Regions from separate parts of the Homo sapiens genome. Here region 1 is linked to region 2. The links are chromatin contacts, found by Hi-C or POLR2A ChIA-PET in ENCODE. All regions are on one chromosome and are shown on one strand. Each heading gives the region's core, a stretch centred on a gene start or an enhancer-like site at or near the end of the contact. The rest is flanking DNA. Distances are from core to core; before and after follow the strand shown.

The links. Hi-C counts contacts between places; a loop is a spot of excess contacts on that map. ChIA-PET counts read pairs that join two places held with the same protein, here RNA polymerase II (POLR2A). Pooled maps may share reads with other maps.
Region 1: a pooled map shows a loop between it and region 2 (34-fold over the local background). The contact joins the promoter of PPP1R15A here to the promoter of OPA3 in region 2. A Hi-C loop is called at or near these places in 1 of 168 maps with a recorded cell type or tissue (sciatic nerve) and 4 of 50 pooled maps. POLR2A ChIA-PET finds 5 or more read pairs at or near these places in 1 of 52 experiments (T-cell).

What each region holds. Positions count from the first base shown.
Region 1 is chr19:48,869,647-48,875,224 of GRCh38, reverse strand. It overlaps PPP1R15A (protein phosphatase 1 regulatory subunit 15A), which reads right to left and starts at 2,804. Exons shown (of 3, transcript NM_014330.5): 1 at 2,574-2,804; 2 at 327-2,000. The coding sequence starts at 1,991. RefSeq lists enhancers at 1,517-1,566, 1,411-2,021, 1,947-2,036, 2,697-2,806, 2,917-2,976 and 5 more and cis regulatory regions at 337-857, 1,237-1,737, 1,897-2,397, 2,584-3,157.
Region 2 is chr19:45,582,615-45,588,627 of GRCh38, reverse strand. OPA3 (outer mitochondrial membrane lipid metabolism regulator OPA3) reads left to right here and starts at 3,826. Exons shown (of 2, transcript NM_025136.4): 1 at 3,826-4,005. The coding sequence starts at 3,864. RefSeq lists enhancers at 3,767-3,946, 4,782-5,717, 5,718-6,013.

The sequences.
Region 1 (5,578 bases), core at 1,555-4,054, 3.3 Mb before region 2:
ATGTGGTAGCTCACGCCTGTAATCCCAGCACTTTGGGAGGCTGAGATGGGTGGATCACGTGATGTCAGGAGTTTGAGACCAGCCTGGCCAACATGGCAAAACCCCCGTCTCTACTAAAAATACAAAAAAAATTAGCTGGGTGTGGTGTCATGCGCCTGTAATCCCAGATACTCTGGAGGCTGAGGCACGAGAATCGCCTGAACTTGGGCGGCAGAGGTTGGCAGTGAGCCAAGATCATGCCGCTGCACTCCAGCCTGGGTGACAGCCCAAGACTCCAACTCAATTAAAAAAAAAAAAAAAATAGAATCTGGGCTCTCAGCACCTACCTTTCTGGCCTTTAGGGGAGTCTCAGGGTCCGGATCATGAGTAGGGGTTTCTGGGCGCTTGAGCCGCCTTTGCAGTCGGAGGGGCAGCCTAGGAGGAGCCCAGGGAGGCGGTGGCTTCTCTCCAGGTACATAGATGGCCACTCGGAAGGGGCAGGGCTCAGCTTCTCCCCAGTCCTCAGCAGCTTCCTCTTCCTCTGTCTCTTTTCCAGGTCGATATCCCCAGCCCCTGAAGTGGGCCCTCTGGTCCGGGTGGGAGGGATGTGGGTCTGACTCAGCTTCTCCCAAGGCTGCTTCTGAATCATCTTCCTTATCCTCACTATCCACATCCTCATCTTCCTCCTCCTCCGTGTCCTCTCCTGGCCGATACACCCAGGCCTTCAAGAAAGCACTTGCAGGGGGTGTGGAAGCAGAAGTCTCAGCTTCTCTTTCATCCTCGGCTGATCCTGTATCACTGTCCTCATCTTCCTCCTCCTCTGTGTCCTCTCCTGGCTGATAGACCCAGGACTTCAAGAAGACACCTGTAGCAGGAGTGGAAGAGGAAGCCTCAGCTTCTCCCTCTTCCTCATCTGATCCAGAGTCACTGTCCTCATCTTCTTCCTCATCTTCCTCTTCCTCTGTGTCCTCTCCTGGCCAATACACCCAGGCCTTCAGGAAGGCACTTGGTGGGGGGATGCAGGGAGGACACTCAGCTTCTCCATCCTTCTCAGCTGCCCCCAAAGCCTTGACCTCACCCTCCTCTTCATCACTGGGTTGGCACCACCAGGACTTGAGCTGGGGCCTCTGGGCTGGGGCTGAGGATTGCGGCCCTGGGGCAGCTTCTCCTTTCCCAGTTTCTTTGTGTGCCTTTTCCTCCTTCTCCTCGGACGCCTCTCCTGAACGATACTCCCAGGACCTGGGGTCGGAGCCTGAAGATCGGGGGGACACGGAGGTCTTCCTGGCTCCTTTACTTCTTTCTGTTCTTTTATCCTCCGTGGCTTGATTCTCTTCCTCCCCTGGGCAAGACACCCAAGTGCTGGGCTTGGATCCTGGAGACAAGGCAGAAGTAGAGGTTCTGTGAGCTTCTTTCTTTACAGCTTCTTCATCGTCCTCCTCCTCCACGGCTGGACAACACTCCCGGTGTGATGGTGGATAAGAGAACTTGTTAACTCCCTCCTCTTCAGCAACTCCCTCTTCCTCGGCTTTCTCCTCCCCTGGGTTCTTATCAGAACCTTGCAGTGTCCTTATCAGAAGGCTGGGAGACAGGGGAGCACGCTGGCCATCTGCAAATTGACTTCCCTGCCCTCTAGGGACACTGGTTGCCTCTCGCTCACCATACATGCCATCATCATCATCCAAAAGTCCCCAGGCTTCAGGAAGGGAACTGCTGGTTTTCAGCCCCAGTGTTTCTCTGTCCTCTCCAGGGCCTCCACTGTCTTCAGCCTCCTCTTCAGGGCGTCTGCCCCAAGGGGTATGGGGGATTGCCAGAGGAGTCCTAGCTTCTCCCTCCAGGCCAGCTTCTACCAGAGCTGCTCCTTTTACTGCTTCCACCAGCCAGGGCTCTAGAGGTCCCAGGCCCCTCAGGCGGCTCCAGGCGCGGCTGAGGAGGCCCATCACTGGGGACAGGAGGAAGAAAGGGTGGGCATCCCTCCACGGGGTAGCCTGATGGGGTGCTTGGCCTGGGGCCATGTGTCTGGGCTGGAAAAGGGGGAGAAAAAAATAAAGTTTAGGGGCCATTTAGAGGATGGCATCCGGGCGTGACTATGAGTCATAGCAACGGAAATAGTAACACAACTATTGTAAATAGCAACGCGAGAGTCCCAAATTCCTTTCTGATCTCGGCCACGCCCATCTCTGTCCCTTGGCTCTGTTCTTATCTCTCAATAGCCAGGAGTCTGAGCCCCTAGTTCTGCCTTAGATCCAAGGGTCCAAGCCCCCAGCCCTCTCTTTCTTCAGACGCAGAACTCCCAGTCCCAAGAACCAAGAACAAAAGTCTTTACTTGCTTCCCTTGGCGACAAAGTCATAGTCCCTAGCTCTCTCATTCTGCTGAAGATTGACAAATCAAACCCTCACACCCTCCTCCCTCGCAGACTGAAACATTCTGACCCGACCCCCTACTTGGCAGATGATTCCTTCACGGGGGACCCAAGAATCTGGCTTCCAGATCCCTCCTCCCTCAGGCTCAGGACTCCAGGCTCCCAACCCCTTCTCCTTTCTAAATCCGGGCCCCCAGCCCCGTGGGGACCCAGGCGTTCCGACCCCTTACTCACCGGCTGGGAGCTGCGCGTCACCCCGGGGGCAGGAGCGCCGGTTCGGTCTGCCAGAAGCGATCACAGGTCCGGACGGTTAGGGAGGCCAGCGCGTTCATCTCACCCTCAGGCGTCGGGCTCCGAGTAACTCAGAGTATCTCCGGCTGCCTCAAGTGCCGTGGCGACAAGCGGGCGCGGGGTCGTGCAGCGTCTTGCATAAGATCAACAACTGGGATGGGAACCGATAAGAGCAACGAACACAATGGCCACTAGGCTTTTATAGCCTACCGCGCCCGGCGTGCTGACGTCACGAAGAGAGGCGGGGTTTCGAGACCGCAACCCGAAGGGTGGGAAGTGGAAGTAAGACAGGACTTCTCGCGGAGATTCCAGCTTTTGCAACGTCACGGCGGAGTTTCCGAGCGTGACCACGCCCCTCCAACAAACGAACTGTCAATCAAATGCGTGGCCCTGCTTCAACAGCGAGCCAGTTCTCTCTCAGCTCAGGGTCAATGCCTTCCCACCCCAATTTATTTATTTATTTAGTTAGTTATTTTGAGGCGGAGTTTTGCTCTTGTTGCTCAGGCTGGAATGCAAAGGGGCGATCTCGGCTCACCGCAACCTCCGCCTTCGGGGTTCAAGCGATTCTCCTGCCTCAGCATCCCGAGTATCTGGGATTGCAGGCATGTGCCGCCACGCCCGGCTAATTTTGTATTTGTTTAGTAGAGACGTAGTTTCTCCATGTTGGTCAGGCTGGTCTGGAACTCCCGACGTCAGGGGATCCTCCCGCCTTGGCCTCCCAAAGTGCTGGGATTGCAGGCATGTGCCGCCACGCCCGGCTAATTTTGTATTTGTTTAGTAGAGACGTAGTTTCTCCATGTTGGTCAGGCTGGTCTGGAACTCCCGACGTCAGGGGATCCTCCCGCCTTGGCCTCCCAAAGTGCTGGGATTACAGGCGTGAGTCACCGCGCCCGGCCTATTTATTTATTTATTTATTCATTATTTATTTTTCTGAGACGGGATTTCACCATGTTTGCTAGGCTGGTCTCGAACTCCTGACCTCAGGTGTTCTGCCTGCCTTGGCCTCCCAAAGTGCTGGGATTGCAGGCGTGAGCCACCACTCCAGGCCTATTTATTTATTTGTTATTTTTTATTTTTTTATTTTTTTTTGAGATGGAGTCTCGCTCTGTCACCGAGGCTGGAGTGCAATGGCGTGATCTCGGCTCACTGCAACCTCCATCTTCCGGGTTCAAGCGATTCTCCCTCTTCAGCCTCCGAGTAGCTGGGATTACAGGCACGCACTACCACACTCAGCTAATTTTTTGTATTTTTAGTAGAGACAGTGTTTCGCCATGTTGCCCAGGCTGTTCTCGAACTCCTGAGCTCAGGCAGTCTGCCTGCCTCGGCTTCCCAAAGTGTTAGGATTATAGGCGTGAGCTACTGCACCCAGCCTATTTATTTTTTGAGTAGGCGTCTCACTCTGTCGCCCAGGCTGGAGTTCAGTGGCGCCATCTCGGTTCACTGCAACCTCCACCTCCTGGGTTCCAGCGATTCTCCTGCCTGAGCCTCTGGAGTAGCTGGGATTACAGGCATGTGCCACAATGCCTGGGTAATTTTTGTATTTTTAGTAGAGACAGTGTTTCGCCATGTTGACCAGGCAGGTCTTTTTTTTTTTTTTTTTTTTTGAGACGGAGTCTTGCTCTGTCGCCCAGGCTGGAGTGCAGTGGCACGATCTTGGCTCACTGCAAGCTCCTCCTCCCTGGTTCTCGCCATTCTCCTGCCTCAGCCTCCCTAGTAGCTGGGACTACAGGTGCCCACCACCACGCCCGGCTAATTTTTTTTGTATTCTTAGTAGAGACGGGGTTTTTCACCGTGTTAACCAGGATGGTCTCGATCTCCTGACCTTGTGATCCACCCGCCTCGGCCTCCCAAAGTGCTGGGATTACAGGTGTGAGCCACCGCACCCGGCCGACCAGGCTGGTCTTGAACTCCTGACCTCAGGTGATCTGCCCGCCTTGGCTTCCCAAAGTGCTGGAATTACAGTTGTGATCCACTGTGCCTGGCCTCCTACCCCAATTTAGCCCACAGGCCCCAGCCTAGAGTCTCCCATTTTCTTTTTTTTTTCTTTTCTTTCTTTTTTCTTTTTCTTTCTTTTTTTTTTTTTTTTTTTGAGACGGTGTCTCACTCTGTCACCCAGGCTGGAGTGCAATGGCATGATCTTGGCTCACTGCAACCTCCGCCTCCCGGGTTCAAGCAATTCTCCTGCCTCAGCCTCCTGAGTAGTTGGGAGTACAGGAGCTTGCCACCACGCCTGGCTAGAGTCTCCTATTTTCACATGTGGTTGGTTTCCTCCCCGAGTGCGAGGGTGTCATTGTTCCCATTTCACAGATGGGGAAACAGGCTTGGAAATGAAGCCACTTGACCAAGATAGTCACAGCAGGGTCCAGATTCCTTGCAAATGAGAATGAGGATGTAAGCACTATGAGATCAGGCACTTTGCTGGGCTCAATGCTTTTCAAAAAAAAGTAATTAGGCTGAGCGCGGTGGCTCACGCCTGTAATCCTAGCACTTTGGGACGCTGAGGCAGGTGGATCATGAGGTCAGGAGATCAAGACCATCCTGGCTAACACGGTGAAACCCCGCCTCCACTAAAAATACAAAATAAATTAGCCGGGCGTGGTGGTGGGCACCTGTAGTCCCAGCTACTCGGGAGGCTGAGGCAGGAGAATGGCGTGAACCTGGGAGGCAGAGCTTGCAGTGAGCTGAGATCGTGCCACTGTACTCCAGCCTGGGCGACAGAGCGAGACTCCGTCTCAAAAAAATAATAATAATAATTAATTTAGGCCGGGTGCAGTGGCATGTGCCTGTAGTTCCAGCTACTCAGGAGGCTGAGTCAGGAGAATCGCTTGAACCCGGGAGGCGGAGGTTGCAGTGAGCCGAGATCACGCCACTGCACTCCAGCCTGGCGACAGAGCAAAACACCGCCTCAAAAAAAAAAAAAAAAGAAATTCATTTTCTAAATAGAGACA
Region 2 (6,013 bases), core at 2,577-5,076:
GGAGGTGCTGTCAGTTGGGCCGGGTGGGTGGTGGTTGTGGATTTAACAAGGAGCAGTGATCAGCTTTTGGAGTTTTATTTTTGTTTGTTTATTTATTTATTTTGAGACAGAATCTCGCTCTGTTGCCCAAGCTGGAGTACAGTGTCAGGATCTCGGCTCACTGCAACCTCCGCCTCCTGGGATCAGGCAACTCTTGTGCCTCAGCTTCCTGAGTAGCTGGGATTACAGGCATGCACCACCACGCCTGGCTAATTTTTGTATTTTTAGTAGAGACGGGGTTTCTCCATGTTGGCCAGGCTGATCTTGAAATCCTGGCCTCAAGTGATCCTCCCACCTCAGCCTCTCAAAGTGCTGGGATTACAGGCTTGAGCCACCGTGCCCAGCCTTGGATTTATTTTAATGGAAGAAGCACAGGGGCCAGAGGGATTATGAAACACGAGTACCTCACTCATTCCAGGAAAAGGGTGACTAGGGGCTGTGAGCAGAAAAAACTTCCAGGAAGGATCCCAGGCCCTAGTCTAGGGCGGTCACCAGAGAGGCCAGGCAACCAGTCCAAGGTCCCATGGCTGGTGAGTCAGCGCTGGAGCCATCTTGGGTTCCCTCTCCCCTCCCCATCTCTGCTTGTGTTCCCATGCCCCAGGATGGCCAAGGCTGCCCTCCCTCCCCTGGTCTCAGGGGTCACCAGGAATGGCCACTGTTCCATGACCAGGCTGGAGAGCAGGAAGAAGCACCCAGCTCTGAAAAGGCCTCACCCTTCAGAGAAGGTCTCCTCTCCTCTTCCTCCTTACGGGTGTGTAAACAGACTCCTGAGGTGTGAAGATTCACTCACAACCCTCCTACCACCCCGCTCCCCCGGGCCCTCCTCTCCCTTCACAAAGGTTCCCAGAAGACTTTCCCGGGAACCCTTCTCAGAGAAAGGAAGAAGGAGGAGAGGAATAGGGGGAAAAATGCACTCAATGATTTTTCTGGGGTGGAGGGAGCACAGAGATGGCGGAAATCAGGGCTTTGGTGTTGGTGGGCTGGAGGGCTAGAGAAGAGAGGGAGGCCTGGGATCTGGGAGGCCTAGTAGTCTTCCCACCCCATCCCACTGCTGTAAAGCTATGGGAATGGAGGTGATGGGGCCAGAATTTTTCTTTTCTCTCTTTTTTTTTTTTTTGAGACTGAGTTTCGCTCTTGGTTGCCCAGGCTGGAGTGCAATGGCGCGATCTCGGCTCACCGCAACTTCCGCCTCCTGGGTTCAAGCAATTCTCCTGCCTCAGCCTCCCGAGTAGCTGGAATTACAGGCATGTGCCACCACGCTCTGCTAATTTTGTATTTTTAGTAGAGACGGGGTTTCTCCATGTTGGCCAGACTGGTCTCAAACTCCTGACCTCAGGTGATCCACCCGCCTCGGCCTCCCAAAGTGCTGGGATTACAGGCGTGAGCCACCGTGCCTGGCCAATTTTTTTTTTTTTTGAGATGGAGTCTCACTCTGTTGCCTAGGCTGGAGTGCAGTGGCGCCATCTCGGCTCACTGCAAGCTCCGCCTCCTGGGTTCACGCCATTCTCCTGCCTCAGCCTCCCGAGTAGCTGGGACTACAGGCGCCCGCCACCACGCCCGGTTAATTTTTTGTATTTTTTTAGTAGAGACGGGGTTTCACCGTGTTAGCCAGGATGGTCTCGATCTCCTGACCTCATGATCTGCCCACCTCAGCCTACCAAAGTGCTGGGCGTCAGCCACCACGCCCGGCCAATTTTTTTTGTTTTGTTTTGAAACAGAGCCTCGCTCTGTCACCCAGGCTGGAGTGCATTGGCACGATCTCGGCTCACTACAACCTCCGCCTCCCGAGATCAAGTGATTCTCCTGTCTCAGCCTCTGGAGTAGCTGGGATTACAGGTGTGCGCCACCACGCCCAGCGAATTTTTTGTATTTTTAGTAGAGATGGGGTTTCATCGTGTTGGCCAGGCTTGTCTCGAACTCCTGACCTCACATGATCCGCCTACCTGTGCCTCCCAAAGTGCTGGGATTACAGGCGTGAGCCACTGCGCCCGGCCTGGGGACAGAAATTTTATGTTTTTTGAGACAGGGTCTTGTTGTGTTGCCTAGGCTGGAGTGCAGTGGAGCTCATGGCTCACCACAGCTTCAACCTCCCAGGCTCAAACGATCTGTAAAATGGGAAGGGGGCTGGTCCCAAATGGATGATGGACCTTAGGTAGTCCCAAGTTTCTGCATACCTTCCGTGTGGAAGGGACCCTGGAAAAGGTTGTTTTTATGGAATCCTGGCATTCTTAGTAATTCAGAATATCAGGGTTCACACACACACCAGCACCATCAGTAAAGATGAGGAAACGCAGGTCCCTCAGTGCCAGGAGCTTGACAAAGGACACTCAGAGAGTCAGACTGGATACCAAAGAAGTCCAGAGCCCCCTGATTCTGTGTCCTGAATGTATGTTTCCTCCTACACACCACTCCTCTGTTCCTGTTTTCCTTTTTTTTTTTTTTTTTTTTTTGAGACGGAGTCTCGCTCTGTCGCCAAGACTGGAGTGCAGCGGCGTGATCTCGGCTCACTGCAACCTCTACCTCCCAGGTTCAAGCGATTCTCCTGCCTCAGCCTCCAGAGTACCTGGGATTACAGGTGCCCGCCACCATGCCCGGCTAAATTTTTTTTTTTTTTTAGTGGAGATGGGATTTCACGATGTTAGCCAGGTTGGTCTCAAACTCCTGACCTCAGGTGATCCACCCTCCTCAGCCTCCCAAAGTGCTGGGATTACAGGCGTGAGCCATGGCGGCCAGTCCTCTGTTCCTGTTTTCTTCTGTCCCTCTGCCTCCGAGAATCTCTCAATTACCCATCAGCACTCCATCATCCAGGAATTTCTCTCAACCCCTTCCTGACATTGTTTATATGATTTTACTCCCTGCTGGGTAAGAAAGGACAGTCTGGGACATGTCCTTAAATTTATTTCTGAACTAGCTCCCTGGGGAACCTACCTCCTAATGAAGGAAGTTGGGTTGCTTGAGAACGGGTATGGTTTTATTGGCCAAGATGCCAGGCTATCAACCTCTGCAGGAACCTTGTGCCACCCCCTGCCCTGCTCTGGGCCTCAGTTTCCTTGTCAGTTACTTGGGAAAGGGTTGGATTCGCTGCTTCTGGGGGTGAAATGCACCCTCAGGCTGGATTTAGCATTAATAATGCAATCATGACCTGTATAGTAAGAAGGGCTATTTACTGAGCGCTTAACTATATGAATGGCACCATTCTAACCACTTCCCATGGTCCACTGTTTTACACTCAAGATTAGCATAGAAGCCTCACAACAACCCAAAGAGGCAACTGCTATTAGGATTCCCATTTGGTAGACGGTAATACTGAAGTCCAGAGAGGTTATGCCACTCATCTAATATTACACAGCGAGGAAATGGCAGAGCTGGGATCCCAGCCAAAGTCTGTATGACCGCGCGGCTTCCTCTTAATCCCAATGAGAGCCCTAGCTTGCAGAGGAAGGTGTATTTGGGGCTCATAGGACTAATTAGGACTAATTAAGAGCCTCCTTTGGGTGGGGACGCCAACTCGGAACGTGACATCACGAAGGAGTACAGTGACGTTGGCCAAGGCGGGCGTGGGAATCCACACGCCTTCCAGCATCCGTTTAACGGCACCGCCCCCTGACCCGCCTCACTTCCGTGTATATTTGCATATTCAGCGAACGGACGTCGCTACGCCAGCGTCGACGGGGTGACGTCAGGATGCGCCTCTGAAGTTTCCCTCGAGCGTACGTACATACGTACTGACGCACGCATGGCCACGAGAGGGCGGGGGAGGAGTGAAGAGGTTGAGGCGCCCCGCCCAGTCAGCAAGGTTGCGCGTGCCCTGTGAGACCGCCAAGATGGTGGTGGGCGCGTTCCCTATGGCGAAGCTGCTATACTTGGGCATCCGGCAGGTCAGCAAGCCGCTTGCCAACCGTATTAAGGAGGCCGCCCGCCGAAGCGAGTTCTTCAAGACCTATATCTGCCTCCCGCCGGCTCAACGTGAGTCTGACCCGAATTCCCTCCAACCTTTTTCCTTTCTCCAACCCCTGTCAGGTGGTTGCTTAGGGGATGGACTTCTGTCTACGACCAATCACAGCCCGAACCGGCAAAGTCCAGTGGCCAATAGTGGGGGGTTTCTGATAGAGGGGCGTACGGGTGGCCCAGTAGTGAGGGCGGGGCGGGGCGTAAGGGGCGGGTCAAGGAGCCACCACGCGAGTAGGAAATGCCAGCCGATAAAGGAAGAGAGCGCTTGGAGACTGATGCCCTGTTAAACCAATAGTGTGAGAGATGGGAGAAATTTGGACGGGGCTTTCCAGGATAGAGGAGCTAGGGGAGGGGCTGAGGAGAAACCGGACGGGGTCCTTTGCCCGGCTGTCCTTGGGCAACTTCATTTCAAAAGCGGCACCGTGTGCCTCAGTTTCCCCACTGATCTAGGAGGTGCTTGTATATCCTCCGTTTAGGACGTCGACGTGCCTCAGTTTTACTGTAGTCAATAAGTCTGGATTAGGGGCATGGTTCGGGGGTGAAGTCTGGGTTCTGGAGACATGGCCTGGGAATCCGGAAAAGGACTTTGAGCCAGAGAGGACATTCATCTGTGTACTCATTAATGCGCTCATACGCCGTCCTTTCATTCGGTTGACAGACTATGCGGCCTTTTTGCTCAGCACTGGGAGATATACTCCTGATCCATCACTGTCAACCCAGAGTGGTCGGGAAAGTGGGAGCCCCGGAGCTCAGAGGAACTGGCTGACCCAGGGACCTGAGGCCAGCAGGGCTGCCTAGAGGGGGCCGCCCGAGCTCAGATCTAAAGGGCATAGTAAGGTCCGGCGCGGTGGCTCACACCTGTAATACCAGCACTTTGGGAGGCCGAGGCGGGCGGATCACATGAGGCCAGGAGTTCGAGACCAGCCTGGCCAACATAGTGAAACCCGGTCTGTACTAAAAATACAAAAATTAGCTGGGTGTGGTGGCGCACACCTGTAATCCCAGCTACTTGGGAGGCTGAGGCAGGGGAATCGCTTGAACCTGGTAGGTGGAGGCTGCAGTGAGCCTAGATTGTGCCATTGCACTCCAGCCTGGGCGACACAGCAAGACTGTCTCAAAAAATAATAAATAGAAATAAAGGGCTTAGTAAACACCCAAAATATAAACTACTTTAAAAAGGTGATCTTGCCGGGCGCGGTGGCTCACGCCTGTAATCCCAGCACTTTGGGAGGCCGAGGTGGGCAGATCACGAGGTCAGAAGATGGAGACCATCCTGGCTAACACGGTGAAACCCCATCTCTACTAAAAATACAAAAAAATTAGCCGGGCGTGGTGGCTGGGCGCCTGTGGTCCCAGCTACTCAGGAGGCTGAGGCAGGAGAATGGCGTGAACCCGGAAGGCGGAGCTTGCAGTGAGCCGAGATCGTAACACTGTACTCCAGCCTGGGTGACGGAGCAAGACTCCGTCTCCAAAAAAAAAAAAGGTGATCTGTGTTGTGCTACGTGGGACATAAAATAAGGGAATTTAGCATCATTGGCTGGGTCAGAGAACCACTGAAACCGCCTTTGCAAAATTATGACTGACACAGCGAAAGAGATCTAAGTTAACTTACTCCATCTTGCTTCTAACCTCCAAGCTATCCTTGTTCATTCCTGGGCAAAGGCTGAACTAACTTTGGGAGAGATTTAGTTTGTAGTTTATAGTTTAAACAAACATGGTAACAGCCCTTTCCCAAAGCAGACCTCCTTCTTGTCTGGCGACTGGATTGCCTTTGTAGGACTAACATTAGCCACAAGATTAGAAATTATGGTTTAGGAGTCATGCAGCTGGAGGGTACAAGATTCTGACCCTCCCTAAACTGCTCCTAAGATCAGTGCTTGAGATATTTCACAGACCCTGCACTTGATGGATCAGCTGGCCTTACCCAGATCAATAAACTGGCCCATCTGATCTTGTGGCCCCCCAACCCAGGAACTGACTGAGCGCAAGAAGACAGCTCCGACTCCCTGTGATTTCATCTCTG